2 separate regions of the Homo sapiens genome follow, and region 1 is linked to region 2. A link is an interaction called in ENCODE POLR2A ChIA-PET data of the cell type or tissue named here. Cell type or tissue: OCI-LY7. All regions are shown on one strand. Links, peaks and the distances in the headings refer to the core of each region. The heading gives the core; the rest is flanking DNA. Region 1 holds the start of LOC105375334 (a long non-coding RNA gene). Region 2 overlaps LOC105375334 (a long non-coding RNA gene).

Evidence for each region. ChIA-PET counts read pairs that join two places held together with the same protein. Peaks named below come from ENCODE experiments on the same cell type or tissue, not always from the same donor. Only the 100,000 strongest peaks of a DNase experiment are listed, where the experiment ranks them.
Region 1: POLR2A ChIA-PET joins it to region 2 with 7 read pairs; 3 of 35 experiments call an interaction of 5 or more read pairs at or near these places.

The regions. Positions count from the first base shown.
Region 1 is chr7:65,267,334-65,271,568 of GRCh38, reverse strand. It overlaps LOC105375334 (a long non-coding RNA gene), which reads right to left and starts at 2,195. Exons shown (of 6, transcript XR_927613.3): 1 at 2,031-2,195. RefSeq lists an enhancer at 1,885-2,472. In OCI-LY7, for the core only: no CTCF peak of the experiment used is centred there; a DNase peak (open chromatin) is centred at 2,248; H3K4me3 peaks cover 2,450 bases; H3K27ac peaks cover 325 bases.
Region 2 is chr7:65,330,769-65,335,291 of GRCh38, reverse strand. The region is part of intron 4 of LOC105375334 (a long non-coding RNA gene); the gene reads right to left. It also overlaps the pseudogene RSL24D1P3. Among named protein-coding and RNA genes, the nearest start is that of ZNF92, 41 kb to the left of the region's middle. In OCI-LY7, for the core only: no CTCF peak of the experiment used is centred there; no DNase peak of the experiment used is centred there.

The DNA.
Region 1 (4,235 bases), core at 236-4,235, 64 kb after region 2:
TGGGAGGTGAACAATAAGAACACATGTACACAGAAGGGGAACGACATACACTGGGGCCTGTTAGAGGGGTGGAGGGAGGGAGAGTTCCGATATAAATTGGGGGCTCCCATAACCTCCTTCTCAAGTTCAATAACTTGATACAACTACTCACAGAATTCAGCAAAACACTATACTTGCATTTACCAATTTATTATGAAAGGTACAAATCAACAAGAGCCAAATGAAAAAAAAGTACAAGGCAAGGAAAAGTGGTGGGAGAAGATGGGGTGGGTAGATAGCAGCTGTGATTAAAGAAATCCCCCATTCTTTGTGCTTTTCAAGAGCATCTCACTGCTAAGAAACACCCTTCCTGTTTTTGATATCCCAAAGCCAGAGACTCTCTAAATTCCCATTTATTTTTATTTTTTTGTCTCATAAACAATTAAATAAGTTTGTCTCTAGTGGACAGAACAAACTACTTGTTAACCAAACTTTTCTTAAGTTTCTTTCCTTCCCCAGGCCCCCAAACTTTGACCCAACCTTACAACCCCTCCTTATGTCCCTCTTAAGAACAGGCTGACTTCTAGGTAAAACACTCTCTGATCTAGGATCTGATTTCACCATGTTTTATCCCTTCCTCCCCCTCCCACATTTTTTTCTCACCTTCTAGTAGTTTGCTCCTCCTTATGAAAGAAAGCCCTTTTCTGACTAATCTTAGTTTAAAACTAATGCCCAGTGTTTAAAGAAAACAGCAAAATCACTCAAACACAGTGTTTATAGAATATTGTAAGGAAATAGTAAGGCACTTAAATTTTATACCTCAACAGGAAAAGCTGAAGTCTCTATCTCTTTCAGACATTAAGCATGCCACTTACATACTTTCATGATAAATAGTTTAATAAACAACCATATATGAACATTTCTAGAAGGTGCCAAGTTCTATCTCATAAAATTTAACATTAAACTTGGACATTTAGACAACAGAATACACAACAGAGTTATCTACTGTTACAAATTTTAGACCCTGCAAAAAAGGGGAGCTGATGTTTTGACAAATATATGCACTTCATCAATTAATCTTTCACATTTTCTTGGGGAAATGTGTTCACTTTCTATAGCCATAATGAAAAAGTGATTTTTCCTATTTCTTTTCCCTGGTAGCATTCCCAAACAAAGCCTTGGAATCCTGTTTGAAATCACCACCCAAAAAGAACGGACATAACAAACTTACTACACTCACTCTGAGGAAGATAAAGGTAAAGAAGCATTTTTAACAAATAAAATATATGACTAGATTTTTCTGAAATCCACCTTTCATGGTCTTTGACTTTTTAAAAAAATTTTCAGCTCTATTGACGAAACGTAATTTACAGTTATTGAAAAACTGAAGTGGAAACAAGTGAAAAAGTCTTTCCAAGGTGACAAACTCAGGGAGCGGCAGCGCTGATGGGAACACAAACATGTCTGACTCAACTGTCAAGTCAGACCATGGTATCCCTCAAAACATTCTCCCATCCCCATCCTGCCCATTAAATTACTCAAGGAGTGTCCTCCTTCCCAGGAGGCACTGTACAATGTCCTCCTGCTTGAACCTGGGAGGTGGAGGTTGTAGTGAGCCGAGATCGCGCCACTGCACTCCAGCCTGGGTGACAGCGAGACTTCATCTCAAAAAAAAATTTTTTTAACAGGAGACACTGGGGACCCCACTGGCCGCAGCTCCTCCCACGCACCCACCGAGTCGGGATTCTGCTCTAATGACCCTCTGTCATCCCTGAACAATCTGGGAGAGAGTCGGGGCTGCGGGTGCAGCGCTGCCCAGAGAGTTTCAGGCAGGTCGCGGCGCGGGAAGAGGACGGTGAGGGGTCAAAGTCCGCTGGCTCAGCTGCCGTCTTGCACCGCCCCCCACCCCACTCTCCGGGGGTACTGAGGGCCCAGCTGCGCCAACGGGGACTCAGGTCTGTGGACCCGGGAGCTGACCGTGGGGAGGCCGGTTCCGCTGGTTTCAACCAGCCCACTCTCCCCTCTTGGGATGCCCAACCCCGCGTACTCACCATTTCCTGGTTTCCAGGATGTCCTGGCATCTTAGCTATGCATTTCCCAGTACCTCCAGATCTCAGGGCAACAGAGGATGTGACAAAGTCACCTAGTGCTCCCGAGGGGCAACACGCGGGACAGTAGAGATGGATCTCAGGCTCCGGCCTGAGCCAGAGACAAAGGCCGCGCCAAACGCTGGAAGCCACGCCCTCCTCCCCAACTGCGTGCCTGATAGGACGGTTCCTACTCTGACAGATTGAATAAGGCTCCAGGACCCTCCCCCACACCCACCGTCCCCAGCATTAGTGCGCTTTATGGACAGGGAAACAGGATCCTGTAGGCGGAGTCACACGCCCCGGGTATCACAGCTAATTAAGAAGTGAGCTGAGCCTTGAAATGCACTTGCTTTTTCCCTTACCTGGGTCTGCTTGTATAATGCATCTTATTAGCTATTTAAAAGTAGAAAGTAGAACAATTGGACACCTTTTTAACAACTTTCTAATCATTTGGATAATGCAGGAAAGACCCTTATCCCATCCCTGAGCTCCTCTCTCAGCATGCTGTACCACACTGCTGACCACAACGTGGGATGGCTATTAGAAATGGAGGGGCAGCGGGGGCTGGGAACGGATAAGCAAGAATTATGTTGCCCAAATATGCTTTTTTTTTCTTTTTTTCTTTTTCTTTTTCTTTTTTTTTTTATTTGAGACAGAGTCTCACTGTTGCCCAGGCTGGAGTGCAGTGGCTTGATCTCAGCTCATTCCAACCTCCACCTCCCGGGTTCAAGCGATTCTCCTGCCTCAGCCTCCTGAGTAGCTGGGATTACAGGCGCCTGCCACTACCTCCAGCTAACTTTTTTGTATTTTTAGTAGAGACAGGGTTTTGCCATGTTGGCCAGGCTGGTTTTGAACTCCTGACTTCAAGTGATCCGCCTGTCTCAGCCTCCCAAAGTGCTGGGATTACAGGCGTGAGCCACCACGACCAGGCAATATGCTCATCTTAGAAAGACTAAGATATATTCACACACACACATATACACACACATATATATACACACACACCTATATATGTGGACAAGGCCAGAGGAAAGTATATTTAGTACAACACAACCATGAGGCTGCAAATCAAACTGGTGGAAGAGAGCATACGTGAGGCTTCAATGGCCAAGACACTGATGGCTATCCTTGGGTGTCACTTAAGACTTCAAGGTGAAGGACATCTTTTTTCCAGTTGGCACAGGGAAAATAACAGACATTAGAATTGGAATTTGTTGTTGTTGTTGTTTTTAGAATTTCTAAAACATGAAGGACTCTCTAAACACTCTAAAAGGCATTGAACTATATATGCGGCTGAGGACCTGCCTGCTCTTCAGAGGGATGGCTGAGCAGCAGCCACCAGCTGTAATGAGCCTTAAACTCCCCCTCTCATAGGGACAGGCCACCTCCACACAGTCCCTCTTACTTCACAGGCTCTGTCCCTCAGGTTCACCTGAGGGCAGGTACCCTCGAGGGTACCTTGACAAGGGCAGGTACCCAGCCAGTTAGATGTTTAGGGACCTCACAGGTCCAACATGCCCAGGGTTTAGCCCCACAGCCTAGCACCCCCTCCCCACCAGCCTTTTTCCTTTTGTCACCAATGACAGGTTCACCTGTGCCACACCCTCATGAGTCTAGTAACTGGAAGGTGGGTAAACCCCAACTGAGTGCCTGTGACTCCACCCTCTTACTTTCCACTCAAGTGGCATTATAAGAATAACCTTAAATTTGATCTAATTTATACATATTCCTCTCTTAGTAACATTTCTAACAACAGCACTCACAATCAAACCCAGTTTGATTGTGAGATTGGGTTACAGAACACACAGGTGAGGCTGGAGCAGCAGGTTTTAAAAACTTTATTCTAATGTGATATAAAGATGTGATGGTTTAAAAATAAGAAACACATATTTATCAGCTGTGGGGATGCTACACTTGCTAGCTTGCATCCATTCTTCTTGAAACAAGGTATCTGGACACACTATACCCATAAGTGGCTCTTTGCAATACCCCAGGCAGAAGCTCCAATCAGACACAGCTCTCTCAGGCTCACAGGGTGGCAACCTCCTCCTTCATGTGGGCTCTGAAGGGCAAGGGAAGGAGCACAGGCAGCAGGGGACAGGGAGCAGCCCGGGGCTGTTGGGATTCCCAATCACCGCAGAGCTAGTCTCTGTAAAGGTGCTGTGT
Region 2 (4,523 bases), core at 261-4,260:
TCAAAGAAGTCAATCAAAACATCCATCTTATCTGAGGCTTGCAGGCAAAGGGAAGCAGCTGGAAGAGAAAATGGTACAGCAGTTACAAGAGGATGTGGACATGAAAGATGCTTCTTAAAAATCTCTGTAACCATTTATATACATTTGAAAATGGATATTGGTTTATTTTTTACATAAGGTCACTTAAATGGTTTCTTTTTTACATAAGATCACTTAAATAAGGTCACTTACATAAGGTCACTTAAATTGGTTTATTTTTTACATAAGGTCACTTAAATGAAAAGTGATTAAAATATATCTTTCCTACATTGCTATCTACAAAACATCAGATATTACGGATGTTAGATTGCATTCCAGTGTTAAATCTTCACTGATAGATGTATTTATGTAAACCATGAAAATTCTACTTACAACTATAGAAGTGAATTGTAGACGTAAAATAGTTCTGCCATTTGGACAGTGGCACTAGGTGGCATTTGTGTAATAACTAATGGCAAAAATTCATGGCTAGCGATGTATAAAATAAAATATTCTTTGCAGTAAAATATTCCCTTTATTAATGTTATAAAAGGGGGGATATGGCTGGGCACTGTGGCTCACACCTGTAATCCCAGCACTTTGGGAGACAGAGGCGGGCAGATCACCTGAGCAGGAGTTCGAAATCAGCCTGGCCAACATGGTAAAACCCCGTCTCTACTAAAAATACAAAAAATTAGCCAGGCGCAGTGGTGGGCACCTGTAATCCCAGCTACTCTGGAGGCTGAGGCAGGAGAATCTCTTGAACCCAGGAGGCGGATGTCGCAGTTACCCGAGATCACCCCATTGCACTCCAGCCAGGGCAACAGAGTGAGACTTTGTCTCAAAAAAAAAAAAAAAAAAAGTGGGGGGCGGATAAGGAACTAACAATTTGTATGACAGTGTCAAATATTATTTTGATTTTAGTATATCCTGTTCTGGTTTATTTGCATCTTAGAAAAGCATAACGGCATTGTTTGATGAAGTCTAATTATGCTGGACTGTTTTGACCTGATTTAACCGTTCTGATAGGTAGTTGTGGAAGTTGGGGATGAGAACTGAATAAATGGCACTACACTCTAGACTTTCCACTTTGGAGGATACTCAGTTCTAACTTGTGATTCCTGGCAGAACAAACTTTATTTTTCTAGTCTAGCAATGATCTAGAAGCAGAGGAATCCCAGTGCCTTCTAAAAGTTATTATCTGGTTTTCTTTTTAAAAAAAAACTCCTGTTTTTGTAAAGTAGAATTTATGGGTACAATATCTGTTCATTATTTGCACATAAAATAAAACCACTTTTAAAGTAAAAAAAAATAAAAATAAACAAATAAATAAAAAGATCATTCATCATGACCAATTGGAATTTATTCGAGGGATAAAAAGATGGTTCAACATACACAAATCAATCAATGTGATACATTATATGAACATAACCAAAGACAAATCCTTATGAACATTTTAAGTAATGCTTAAAATACACGTCATAAAATTTAACATTGGTTCATAAGAAAACCCTAAAAACACTGGGTATAGAAAGAACACACTTCACCATGACAAAAGCCATATATGATAGAACCACGTCTCAATTACATTAAGTGGGGAGAAACTGAAAGTCTTTCCTCTAAGATTTGGAACAAAAGAAAGATGCTTACTTTTACCACTCTAATTCAACATAGTCAGGGAAGTTGTAGCTACAGCAATCGCACAAGAGAAAGAAAGGGCATTCAAATAAGGAAGAAAGAAGTCAAAGTAATATTGCGTGCAGGTGATATAATCTTATATTTGGAAAACCTAGTCTCCATCAAAACAAACTATTAGAACTAATAAAAAAATTTAGTAAAACTGCAGCACACAAAATCAACATACAAAATGTAGTAGCATTGTGGCTAGGCACGGTGACTCAAGTCTGTAATCCCAGCACTTTGGGAGGCCAAAGGGGGCGGATCACTTGAGGTTGGAGTTCGAGACCAGCCTCGCCAATATGGCAAAACCCCACCTCTACGAAAAATTCAAAAACTAGCTGGGTGTGGTGGCAGACACCTATAATCTCAGCTACTTGGGAGGCTGAGGAAGAAGAATTGCTTGAACACAAGAGGCAGAGGCTGCAGTGAGCTGAGATCGCACCACTGCACTCCAGCCTGTGTGACAGAGCAAAACTCCATCTCAAAATAACAATAATAATAATAAAAAAAACTCCATCTCAAAAACAATGAGTAGCATTTCTAAATGCCAACAGTGAACAATCTGAAAAAGAAATCAAGCATGTCATCCCATTTACAATAGCAACAAATAGAAAGAAATGCCCAAGAATAAACTAAACCAAAGAAACAAGAAGATCTCTATAATGAAAACTATAAAACAGAAGAATGGAAAGATATTCTATTTTTATGGACTGGAAGAAGCAATACTGTTAAAATGTTCCCATTACCCAAAGCAGTCTAGAGATTTGATGCAATTCGTATCAAAATACCATGACATTTTTCACAGAAATAGAAAAAAAGATTCCAAAATTTATATTGAACAACAATAGACCCAGAACAGCTAAAGCCATCATGAGCAAAAGGACAAAATCAGAAATTACATTACCTGACTTCAAATTATACTACAGAACTATAGTAACCCAAACAGCATGGTTCTGGTATAAAATCAGACACATAGACCAATAGAACAGAATAGAGAACTCAGAAAAAAATTTGTATATCTACAGTGAACCTATTTTCAACAAAGGTGCCAAGAACATACATTGGCAAAAAGGGACAGTCTTGTCAATAAATTATGCTGAGGAAACTAAATATCCATATGCAGAAAAATAAAACTAGATCTCTATTTCTTAGCATATACAAAAATAAAAGCAAAATGGGCTAAAGACTTACATCTAAGATGTGAAACTATGAAGCTACTAAAAAATCCCAGAAAACTGGGGAACCTCTCCAGGACACTGGACTGAGCAAAAATTTCTTGAGTAGTACCTCACAAGTACAGGCAACTAAGCAAAAATGAACAAACAGGGCTGGGCGTGCTGGTTCATGCCTTTAATCCTAGTACTTTGGGAGGCTGAGGTGGGTGGATCACCTGAGGTCAGGAGTTCAAGACCAGCCTGGCCAACATGGTAAAACCCCATCTCTGCTAAAAATAAAAAAATTAACTGGGCATGGTGGCACATGCCTGTAATCCCAGCTACATGGGAGGCTGAGGAAGGAGAATCACTTGAACCCGGGAGGCAGAGGTTGTGGTGAGCTGAGATTGTGCCATTGCACTCCAGCCTGGGAAACAAGAGCAAAATTCTGTCTCAAAAAAAAAAAAAAAGGAACAAACAGGATTACAGCAAGTTAAAAAGCTTCTGCACTGCAAAAAAAAACAATCAACAAAGTGAAGAGACCACCCACAGTATGGGAAAACTATTTGCATAGTATCTATATGACTAGAGACTAATAACAGGAATATATAAGGTACTTAAAAATGCTATGAAAAAAATGCATTAATTCCATTAAGATTGGATAAAATAATTGTTTCTCAAAAGAAGACATATAAATGACAAACAGGTATATAAAAAGGTGCTCAGTATCACTGATTGTCAGGGAAATGCAAATCAAAACTACAATGAGATATCATCTCACTCCAGCTAAAATGACTTTTCCCCAAAAGACAGGCAATAATACATGTTGCTGAAAGTGTGAAGAAAAGTGAACTCTCATACACTGTTTCTGGGAATATAAATTAATACAGTGACTATGAAGTACAGTATGGAGGTTCCTTAAAGAACTAAAAATAGGACTACCATATGATCCAGCATTCACACTTCTAGGTATACATACTAAAAAATAAAAATAATTAGTATATTGAATAGATATCTGGCCTCCCATGTTTATTGCAGCACTATTACCAATAGCAAAGTTTTGGGATCCACTTAAGTATGCATCAACAGAGAAATGAATAAAGAAAATGTACTACATACACACACACAATATTATTGTGTACACACAATATTATTGTGTACACACAATAAGTACAACTTAGCCATAAAAAATGAGATTCTGTCATTTGCAACAAAGTGGATGGAATTGGAAGATATTATATTAAGTAAAATAAGCCAGGTACAGGAAGACAAAAACTGCATGTTCTCACTTATTTGTGGGATCTAAGAATTAAAACAACTGAACTCATGAAGATGAAGAGTAGATTATAGTTATCAGAGGCAGAGAAGGGTAGTGAGGAGGGATGATTAATGAGTACAAAATTGTAATTAGAATGAATAAGATCTAGTATTTGATAGCACAACAGTGTGACTACAGTAAGTAATAACTTATTGTACATTTCAAAATAACTAAAAAAGTATAATTGGAATATTCATGATACAAAAAAATAGTACATGCTGGAGGTGATGTATACCTCATTTACCCTGGTGTCATTATTAAACACTTTAGGCCTGTAAAAAAAAAAACTCAAGAAACACATTAATATATACACTTAATATGTACCCACAAAATTAAAAAATAAAAAAAATCTA